Regions from separate parts of the Homo sapiens genome. Here region 2 is linked to region 1. The links are chromatin loops, found by intact Hi-C in ENCODE. Cell type or tissue: psoas muscle. All regions are shown on one strand. Each heading gives the region's core, and the rest is flanking DNA. Links, peaks and the distances in the headings are about the cores only. Region 1 overlaps ADIPOR2 (adiponectin receptor 2). Region 2 overlaps ADIPOR2 (adiponectin receptor 2).

What was found. A loop is a pair of places that touch in the nucleus more often than their neighbours do. Peaks named below come from ENCODE experiments on the same cell type or tissue, not always from the same donor. Only the 100,000 strongest peaks of a DNase experiment are listed, where the experiment ranks them.
Region 2: a loop joins it to region 1, with 4 times the contacts of the local background. A loop is called at or near these places in 11 of 110 quality-filtered maps.

Annotation. Positions count from the first base shown.
Region 1 is chr12:1,718,944-1,724,325 of GRCh38, reverse strand. All of the region lies in intron 1 of ADIPOR2 (adiponectin receptor 2), which reads right to left. Among named protein-coding and RNA genes, the nearest start is that of ADIPOR2, 31 kb to the right of the region's middle. In psoas muscle, for the core only: no CTCF peak of the experiment used is centred there; no DNase peak of the experiment used is centred there; H3K4me3 peaks cover 474 bases; H3K27ac peaks cover 4,791 bases.
Region 2 is chr12:1,768,311-1,773,692 of GRCh38, reverse strand. ADIPOR2 (adiponectin receptor 2) reads right to left here. Exons shown (of 8, transcript NM_024551.3): 3 at 732-851. Among named protein-coding and RNA genes, the nearest start is that of LRTM2, 50 kb to the left of the region's middle. In psoas muscle, for the core only: no CTCF peak of the experiment used is centred there; no DNase peak of the experiment used is centred there; H3K27ac peaks cover 480 bases.

The DNA.
Region 1 (5,382 bases), core at 244-5,243:
TCAGAATTTCTCTCCTTTGAAAGGTGAAATAAGATTCCACTTTGTGGCCGGGTGCGGTGGCTCACATCTGTAATCCCAGCACTTTGGGAGGCCAAGGCAGGTGGATCACGAGGTCAGGAGTTCAAGACCAGCCTGGCCAACACAGTGAAACCCCGTCTCTACTAAAAATACAAAAAATTAGCTGGGCGTCGTGGCGGGCACCTGTAATCCCAGCCACTAGGGAGGCTGAGGCAGGAGAATCGCTTGAACCCGGGAGGCAGAGGTTGCGGTGAGCCAAGATCACACCATTGCACTTCAGCCCGGGCAACAGTGCAAGACTCTGTCTCCCAAAAAAAAAAAAAGATTCCATTTTGTATGTATACCAGTAACATTTTGCTTATCTGTTCCTCCATTTGGGGACAGCTGGACTACTTCCAGCATTTGTCAATAATGCTGCTATGAGCATGGGTGTAGAAATACCCCTTCAAGACCCTGCTGCTTTCAGTTCTTTTGAGTATATACCCAGAAGTAGAATTGCTGGATCACAGGGTAATTCTATTTTTAATTCTTTGAGGACTCACGTTACTGTTTTCCACGGCTTTTGGAATGATATAGTTTGTAACCTTTCAGGATTGGCTTTTTTGCAGTTTTTTTAAAATTACTTCCACTTTTGTTGTTGTTGTTTTGTTTTGTTTTGTTTTGTTTTTGAGATGGAGTCTTGCTCTGTCACCCAGACTGGAATGCAGTGACACGATCTTGGCTCACTGCAACCTCCACCTCTCGCTTCAAGCAATTCTTCCGACAGTCTCCTGAGTAACTGGGAGTACAGGCACAGGCACCCACCACCACGCCTGGCTAATTTTTTTTTTTTTTTTTTTTTTTTCAGTAGAGACGGGGTTTCACTATGTTGGCCAGGCTCCAATTCCTGACCTCAGGTGATCCACCTGCCTCAGCATCCCAAAGTGCTGGGATTACAGGCATGAGCCACTGTGCCCAGCCCTTCCACATTTTTAGAAGGAATTATTTTTGGGAAGAGCTCCTTTGGGGAGGATTATGAGACCTCATGGAACATGCGAAGGAGACAAGATCATTAAACCAGGGTAAAAATGTTCAATTAAACATGATCCATGTTCGATTCATATGCCATAGATAGCTTTGACAGGTTCTATGTCTTTAACAATCTGCTTACATTCTCTGGGCTCTAATGAGATAGGCTATGATCCAAAATGAACTTCAAGGCCACTACCTACTATATCCTAAAAAGTCATGCACAAAGAAGACATAATGGGGCATTTTAAAGAAAGGAATTTCTATATTTGTGTAACAATTTAGAGCTTGCAAAGAATTTTCACATCTCTCATCTTGTAATCCTTCCAAAAACTCTAAGGTAGATTGGATTTGACCAAGATAATAAAAGTTTAAGGAGCATTTTGGTATAATGAAAAATACTCTGCATCTACAGTCAAAGTGAGTGAGTCCAAATACAGGTTCTACCTGGACTGTCACTTAACTTCCCTAAACTAAGGACTCTCATGTCACAGAAGGAAAAGTATCATCTACCTCAATATTTGTAGAGAGGACTGCGTAGGGTACATAAAATATCTTAAACTTTAGAATGCACTCAAATAATAACTGTATCCAGGCAAGTATAAAAGTAAGATTCGAATCTGGGCCTTACTTGTGGTCACAACCATTTTTCTGCTTCCCTTTTCACAGGAAAATTTCTTAGGAGTCTATTGTCACTGTCTCCATTCCCCAACTTCATATTCTCATTCCATCCTTTACCTGATACTTCTCTACAATCTAGTTTCCATTCCCACTAAGACCACACTTGTCAAGGTCACTTACCAAATCTAGCAGACATACATCAGTTACTCCTAAATATTTATCCCTGGCCCTAAACTCTCACTGAATTCCACAGTACTACTATTACCTACCACCAAGTATGAAATCTCTACATAGATGTCTAATTGGCACCTCAAACTTAACAAAACAGAACTCATGATTGTCCCACCAAACTTGCTCTCCCCTCCAGTCTTATCCATTTCAGTAAACTGCACCACCAATCTTCTAAGTGCTCAAGTCCTAGGATTTGCCTTGATCACATGCAGTCAGCAAGTCCTGTTGATTCAATCTTCAAAACACAGCCCAAATCAACCTATTTTTCTCCACTAATTTACTCTCTGGCCCAAGCCACCACCACCTCTCACCTATACTAATACAGCAGCCTCCAGAGGTCTCCTAAATTCCACCCTTGTTACCCTTATCCTCAGAATCCAGTCTTCACACGGCAGCGACAGTAATCTTTTTCAAAAGGCGTTCCCCCTGCTACAGCCCTCCACTGGCTTTCGTTTACACCTAGAAACTCCTTACTCTGGCTTACAAAGCCTTAAATGATTTAGACCCTGACTATCTCTGATCTCATTTTGCACCACTCTACCCCTTGCCCATTACATTCCAGCCACACTGACCTGTCTGCTCCTTAAATACTCCAAGAGCTCAAGGGGCTTTGTGTAACATGGTTCCCTATGGTAGAATGCTCATCCCTCTAATCTTTGCCATGGCTGACTCTTTTGTAGGAAGATCTCAAAGGTTACCTACTCAAAGGATCCTTCCCTGACAATGCAATGTAAAGCAACCCCTCAGTCTCTCCTTATTACATCACCTTTTAGTCTCTTTCATAGCACTTGTCTCTGATATTTTTGTTTACTACTGATCTTTTCCCACTAGACTGAAAGCTCCTGAGAGTAGAGACATTATCTGTCTTCTTTACTCTGTGAACCCTGAAAATTTGAGACAGGTCTCAGTTAATTTAGAAAGTTTATTTTGCAGGCTGGGCACAGTGGCTCACGCCTGTAATCCCAGCACTGTGGCAGGCCAAGGCAAGCGGATCAGTTGAGGTCAGGAATTCAAGACCAGCCTGGCCAACATGGTGAAACCCCATCTGTACTAAAAATACAAGAATTAGCCAGGTGTGGTGGCATGTGCCTGTAATCCCAGCTACTCAGGAGGCTGAGGGAAGAGAATCACTTGAACCCGGGAGGTGGAGGTTGCAGTGAGCCGAGATCGTGCCACTGCACTCCAGCCTGGATGACAGTGAGACTCCACCTCAAAAAAAAAAAAAAAAAAAAAAAAAAAAAAGTTTATTTTATTTTGCCTAGGTTGAGGACGCTCCCATGACACAGCCTCAGGAAGTCCTGACAACATGTGCTCAAGGTGGCCGGGGCAAAGTTTAGTTTTATACATTTCGGGGAGACTTGAGACACCGATCAATATATGTAAGAAGTACATTGGTTTGGTCTGGAAAGGCAGGACAACTTAAAGCAAAGGCAAGAAGACTCAAATCAGGGAGGGAGCTTCCAGGTTAAAGTTAGGTGAGAGACCAATGGCTGCATTTCTGATTAGCCTTTCCAAGGGAGGCAATCAGATATGTATCTATCTCAGTGAGCAGAGGGATGATTTTGAATAGAATGGAAGGCAGGTTAGCCCTAAGCAGTTCCCCACTTGACTTTTTCCTTTAGTTTAGGGATTGAGGGCCCCAAGATTTAATTTCCTTTCACAACTCCTATACAGCAGGGGTCCCCAACCCCTAGGCTACAAGCCAATTCCATAGCCTGTTAGGAACCTGGCCTCACAGCAGGAGGGGCTCAAAAGCTTCATCTGTGTTTACAGCTGCTCCCCACTGCTTGCATTACCACCTGAGCTCCGCCTCCTGTAAAATCAGCGGTGGCATTAGATTCTCATAGAAGCCTGAACCCTATTGTGATCTAGGTTGCACGCTCCTTATGAGAATCTAATGCCTGATGATCTGCCACTGTCTCCCATCACTCCCATATGGGACAGTCTAGCTGTGAAAGAACAAGCTCAGGGCTCCCACTGATTCCACATTATGGTGAGTTATATAATTATTTCATTATATATTACAATGTAGTAATAATAGAAATAAAGTGCACAATAAATGTAATGTGCTTGGATCATCCCAAAACCATCCCCTCCACCCCCTGCCCACCAGTCCATGGAAAAATTGTCTTCCATGAAACCAGTGGTATTCCCAGCACCTAAAATAGTGCCTGGCAAAAGTAAAGTGTATTCAGTAAATATCTGTCAAATAAGTCAACAGGAAACTACTATTCACACATCAAAAATAAGTCAGGGATAGAAATGTCTTTCCCTGACCTCCCCAGGCTTATGATACTAACTCCTTTATTCTTTTCATTTGTTTCTGATATAGCATATGTCACAACTTATTGCATTTATCTGTTTACATGCCTGTCTTCCCTTCTTGAACTATGAAACTTCTTAAGATGGGGAGGCCTTCTTTAGAATTCACTTTGTATCCACAACACCAAGCATGGTCTGGGATGAAAAGAGGACAGACACGGTGGCTCAAGCCTGTAATTCCAACACTTTGGGAGGCCGGGGCAGACAGATCACTTGAGGTCAGGAGGTCGAGACCAGCCTGGCCAACATGGTAAAACCCCATCTCTGCTAAAAAACTATAACAATTAGCTGGGCATGGTGGTACATACCTGTAATCCCAGCTACTCCACAGGCTGTCGCAGGAGAACTGCTTGAACCCAGGAGGCGGAGGTTGCAGTGAGCTGAGACTGCACCACTGCACTCCAGCCTGGGGACAGAGCAAGACTATCTCCAAAAAAAAAAAAAAGATGAAAACAAAAAAAAACTTCTGCTGAGTGAGGATGACAGGAGCAGCTAACATGCTCTGAGTGTTTACTACATGCAATAAAATATTTCCCAAGGATTATCTCTTTAATCCTTACAACAATCCTGGAAGATACATATGATTATTTTCCCCATTTGGCAGATGACAAAACAGCTAGAGCAGTTATAATTAACTTATCCATGTTCATATAGTTACTAAATGGCAGAGTCAGATTAAATTTATTCTGCCTGACACCTAAGTCAATGCTCTTATCCACAATGTCTGAATGAGCCATAAACTGTTCTCAAATAAATGCATGATAGCACTTAAATGCCAAAGCCAAGTATTTCAACACAGATAGGACATTATACTCTACAACAATGTTCCAAGATATTAAGAAACTGTCAAGAAATGGGGAAGAACATGGAGCCCTGCTACATTCCAGAAGCAATAAAAAGAATGATTACAATTGGAGTACTTTCTAAATACTCAGAACCTTTTTGAGTAGAAAAGTCTCAAAAAAAAAACTGAAAAAGCATAATTGGTAACATGGCAAAAGTTCCCAACATATGTTACTAATATGGCCCTTAAAAAAAGATATAGTTGGTAGCTGAGAAGGAGCAACACCTAGATTTTTAACAGGCATTCTCGAGCCCTGGTGTTAATAAAATCTTAACTGCCATAACACAAAGAATCATTTCGAATCAAACAGCAGTTTATTTCCTTAAAATTATTTTGAA
Region 2 (5,382 bases), core at 237-5,236, 49 kb before region 1:
TTACATACACATACGTATACACACAGACTGATCGACTTACATTAATTAGATTCTACCTGCCAGGGCCCTTATTGATCTGATTGATCAAGTACCTACAAGTTTACCAGTGTGTCTATTTTCTCTAAGCAGGCAAACTCAATTCTAATTACTATTTTAGAAAAAAAAAAAAAAAAAAAGAATCCCATAATAGGTCCTAGGGAATCAAGACAATGGACTGGAAGAAAAACCTTAAGAGACAGAATGTATACCAGCTGAACTGAAAATACCAGATGTACATGGAAACTGGAAAATCTCTCTCAAGAGTAGCCTGATTACTCACAGAATCCCTAGAAAGAACAGTACATTTGCCATTGCAGTCACTCAGCAGAACAGATTTAAGGGACCTGCGGAGGGCATTTTCATATCTCCAGGCGTCAACCACTTCTGACTATGTTTCATTCTGTTTGTCTAAACCACCAATAAGACATTTACTCTGTTAACCTACATTAGGAAATGTTTGTTTCCCAGCTGGATATCCTAGTTTTATCAGAGCTTTATCATGGCTACTACAAGCCAACAAATGTATTCTGTCTTCAACAGGATTAGAGTCCCAAGACCACTTCTGTCCCCATCTTGCCACAGATCTTCCCCAAAGCAAACCAAAGGCTATAGTACTACCACTCTCTTTAAAGGTTTCTGTTTTGGAAGGGCTAAATATATAGCATGACAATGACAAGAAACTGCACTCTTACCTTACAAACAAATTCTTCCATTTTTTCCATAGCATGATGGGCTTGTAAGAGAGGGGACATGCCCATAAAGCCCTCATCTTCCTGAGGAGCTTCATCACTGTATTCATGTTCCTCAGAGCTCTGCAAGGCAATCACAGAAACAGTCAAGGACAGAGACTGGGAGCCAAATGACACAATCAATACATTTCCCTTGTGGAATTATAATGAAATTCTTAAGGTCAAAACAAGGCCTTAGACAAGAATCAACAATATAGTAAGTCAGTTTATTATAGAATTATTAGTATTAAAAATGAACACTAGTACTCAATTCTTCTCTGACAGATGAATTAACTGTCTACTATAGCAGCATCTCTGTTTCAGTAGCAAATTCCTGGCTTTACTGGTTTGTTTTTTAAAAATTATGTCATAGACCCCATAATAATATTACATAAAGTTGAGAAATTACTAAGGGGAAAACCTCCAAGACTCGCACCTGGGACACATAAAATAACTAACTGTGATACACAATGTGGTAAGTACTCTAGTGGCAGAGAAAGAAAGGGGAGAAAAACATTTAATAAATTTTTTAAATATATCCAACACAGAGGAAAAGGCTTTATATATAGGTCATCTAACTTAATCCTAACAACCACCTTATTAAGTAAGTATTCTCATTCCCATTTAACATATAAGAGCATTAGGCAAAGAAGTTAAGTAAGTTGTCCAAGGTTAAAGCTGAAGTGGAAAAGTCAAACTCCAAAACCCACTGCCTTTCCACATTCTGGAGAAAATGACTGATTTGTCTAGAGAAATGGAAAAAGAAGTGACAATCTGGTATGGTCTAAAGAGATAAATTACTAAAATTAAAATTTCTGCCTCCAGACCAAGGTTCATACTGGTTTAGATAAAATGATATTGTGAGAAGAAGGGCAGTAGACTGCAAGTCAGGAGACCAAAGTGGTGAGGCCAGCTCCACCACTAACATCAATGGATCTTCACTGCAGGTCCATTTTCTCCCTATGTATCAATGGAGGAGTTTAAACAATCTCTACAGTCTTCTACATCTCTAAAAAAATTCTATAATTCTTTAACTCAATGAATAAGACAGCACAAGAGAACCATAATTCCGTATGTAACCAAGAGTCTGTTTAGATAAACAGTACTGCTAACATGACTGCACAAAGAAATGAATAAATCCTCTACCTCTAATCAAAAAACTACTTGGTAAGAATGAACACAGAGGCAATGGGTAATCTACTACAACACTTTAAATTTGATCTTGTTTAAAAGGAAATTCTGAGATTTTAATTTTCCTATTCTTCAGTTTATAAGACACTAACTAGAGGCTATGATGCGGCATGTGAGACATGTTATACACCCAGTCTGATTTTATAAAAACACATAATCTCCAAGAAAACCATCTTGAATAAAATAACCTCTCCATCTTTGTTTACCTAAAACTTACCATCTATCCTTCAATGACTAACCTTCATAGTTCCTATTTAAAACCCTTCTTTAACTATCCTAAACTCGTGTTCCTCAACCTTTCATTACTGCTACCCACAAGCCCCGGGACCTTTTTTTTTTTTTAGTTTGAGACAGCGTTTTTCTTTGAGACCCCAGGGTCTTGCTCTGTCACCCAGGCTCCTGGAGTACAGTGGTGCGATCATGGCTCACTGCAGCCTCAACCTCCTGGCCTCAAGCAATCCTCCACCTAAGCCTCCTGAATAGCTGGGGCTACAGGTGTACACCACTGTGCGCACGTGTGTGTGCATGCGTGCACTACAGGTATGCACCACTGTGTCTGTTGTGTGCACATGCGTGTGTGTAGAGACGAGGTCTGTGTTGCTCAGGCTGGTCCTGAACTCCTGGCCTCAAGCAATCCTCCTGCCTCAGCTTCCAGTGTGTTGGGATTACAGGTATGAGCCACTGCACCCGGCCCTGGGACATTTTAGATTGCTTTCCTCATCCCCATGAATTTTAATAACACAGATATACTATCTATGTACTGTGGCCCTATGGGGGGTTCCAAACCATAGTAGTATTTAATAGTTTTTCATCCCCTACCCCACCAAGAACCAATTTTCATTAGAGACTGCATAACCTATCTAATCCACAGCAATTGCTTCTTCTGACTTCTGTTTCTTCTGACTACTTCTTCTGACTTCTTTAGCACTTAAGTCTGTGCCTCTCATTTGACAGTAATATCTGATTACAGCTCTTTTACTGACTAATACTGTTTTATTTAACGTTTAATAGAATTTTACATTTTTAGCGTATCATTTCCTAAACTAGATTTTTAAGTGTCTGTCTTCTTCCCCATGGCTTCTGGAACATACTTACATGATGGCTAAATTAATAAATGCTCTAGGAGACTTTCAACAATAAGTTAATGAGGGCTGTGCCTAATTAAACACGAAATTAAAATGACAAAATTCCATTAAAATTATATAAAACCTGAAAACGGGCAATAGCTTGAAATGATTATAGCAGACCGATTTTAAAATATAAAATTATGTTATATAAAATAGCTCAGATATTTGCACATATTCAACATGTATTTGATTCTCCAAAGAAACAGAAACAAAGAGTCTTTATTCTCATACAAATTACTGTCAGCCATTTCAAAACTACAGATATGTACATAAAACACAATATGGCTAATGTATACTACCATTAAGTAAACATGATGAAACTGCACTCCGAATCAATGTGACTCAGTAAGTAATCAGTGAGATTACTCACAATCAGTAATTCTGATTATCAGGCTAAGTGCAACTGGTTACATATAAGACTACTGATAGCGGCCAAGACAGGAGGATGGCTTGAGCCCAGGAGCTCGAGACCAGCCTGGGCAACATGGTAAAACCCCATCTCTACAAAAAATATAAAAATTAGCCAGGAGTGGTGTTGCGTGCCTGTCTGCAGTCCCAGCTACTCAAGAGGCTGAGGGGGAGGACTCCTTGAGCCCCAGGAGGTCGAGGTTGCAATGAGCTGTGATCTTGCCATTGCATTCCAGCCTGGGCAACAGAGCTACACCCTGTCTCAAAAAAAAAAAAAAATTACTTTAGTAAAGATAAATATTTCCATCCATCCCAATATATCAGCAAGATTCAGAATCTTTATAAAAGAATTATTTCCGGCCAGGCACAGTGTCGCACATCTGTAATCCCAGCACTTTGGGAGGCCAACGTGGGTGCACCACCTGAGGTCAGGAGGTCGAGACCAGCCTGGCCAACGTGGTGAAACCCTGTCTCTACTACAAATACAAGAATCAGCCAGGTGAGGTGGCGAGCGCCTGTAATCCCAGATACTCAGCAGGCTTGAGACAGGAGAATCGCTTGAACCCAGGAGGTGGGGGTTGCAGTGAGCCGAGATCGTGCCATTGCACTCCAGCCTGGGCAACAAGAGAAACAAACAAAAACAAAAATATTTCCTTCAGAAGGGCAAAGTATTAATAAATCTGTTGATTTATCAAGTACTATGACCAATTCCTACCCTTGTATAAAGGAATATTCACAAATATGTTCTCAAAGGATAAATTAAAATACTAGACCATAATTAACTATTTATTGTGTTCAAGTATTAACGGAGTTGCTAATGCGGTATCCACGTGGTGTGGGTGGTGGTAAATGCAGTTCCCTGGGTTAGAGAGAGGATAAAGTAGGAATACAGTGGCAGAGTTAAACACTGGCTAAAACAGGATAAAAAAATACTTTCCCTAGGGTATACCATATGTCACATACTGATGGCTTGGAAAGACTATGCTAGACGCTATATTTAAAATAGTCTCTGTCTTCCAATATTAAGTCCAAATAACTATTTTATTATGAGTGAAATTACTATTTCTAATTTCCATCCAACAGCCACCAAACCACAGTACCCAAAGATACCTCTCTGAACAATAAATTGTATCTATATTCAATGATCACATACATGCTATGTTCTGCTTCTGTTGTCATACTCCTTACCACACCCTCAACAAAATTATGACAAGAAACATGACATTGTGACAGATTAAACAAAACCAAAGCTGCCAAGAATAAAGGCATAAAACTTAATTCTCCAGGTTTTTCTATGAATAACTATATTTAAACTTGTAGAGGTCAATGCTTTGAAATGAGCACAAAGACATTTTGAAATATCTCCCCCCTCCCGCCATCTGTTTTCAGTAAAGTCCATCTGTGAGAACTTTGCTGACTGTATTTCAAAACATAGTAACATTTGACTTTGATGATCTGTCCAAACTGCAATCTAAAATGAGAATTTTCCAGAGTACACTTTACCTTTGGAAAGACAGAGAACCATAGTGATAAAGATAAAAGGTCTTTAAGATCAGTCTAATATGAAAATAATTCACAAACCTATTGGGTATTTATTGGTTTTGGCCTAACTCAATTCAACAGAGTAATTCAGTTTAACAAATATTTATTAGATGATTAAAAATAAGATGAATAAAACATAGTCTCTGTCTTCCATGGACTTACAATCTAATAAAGTGCTAAATTAGCCAAATAAATGACTTCATAGAAAAAAAGGTATAGCTAGTTCAAAGATAAACATGATGAGGCTCAGGAAAGCCTGCATGAAGAATAAAAATTTTGCAAAGATGAGATAAAGGAAAATAACCAAGAGGGAAAAGCAAAAGTGCCATGTTGAGAAAAAGAGACTA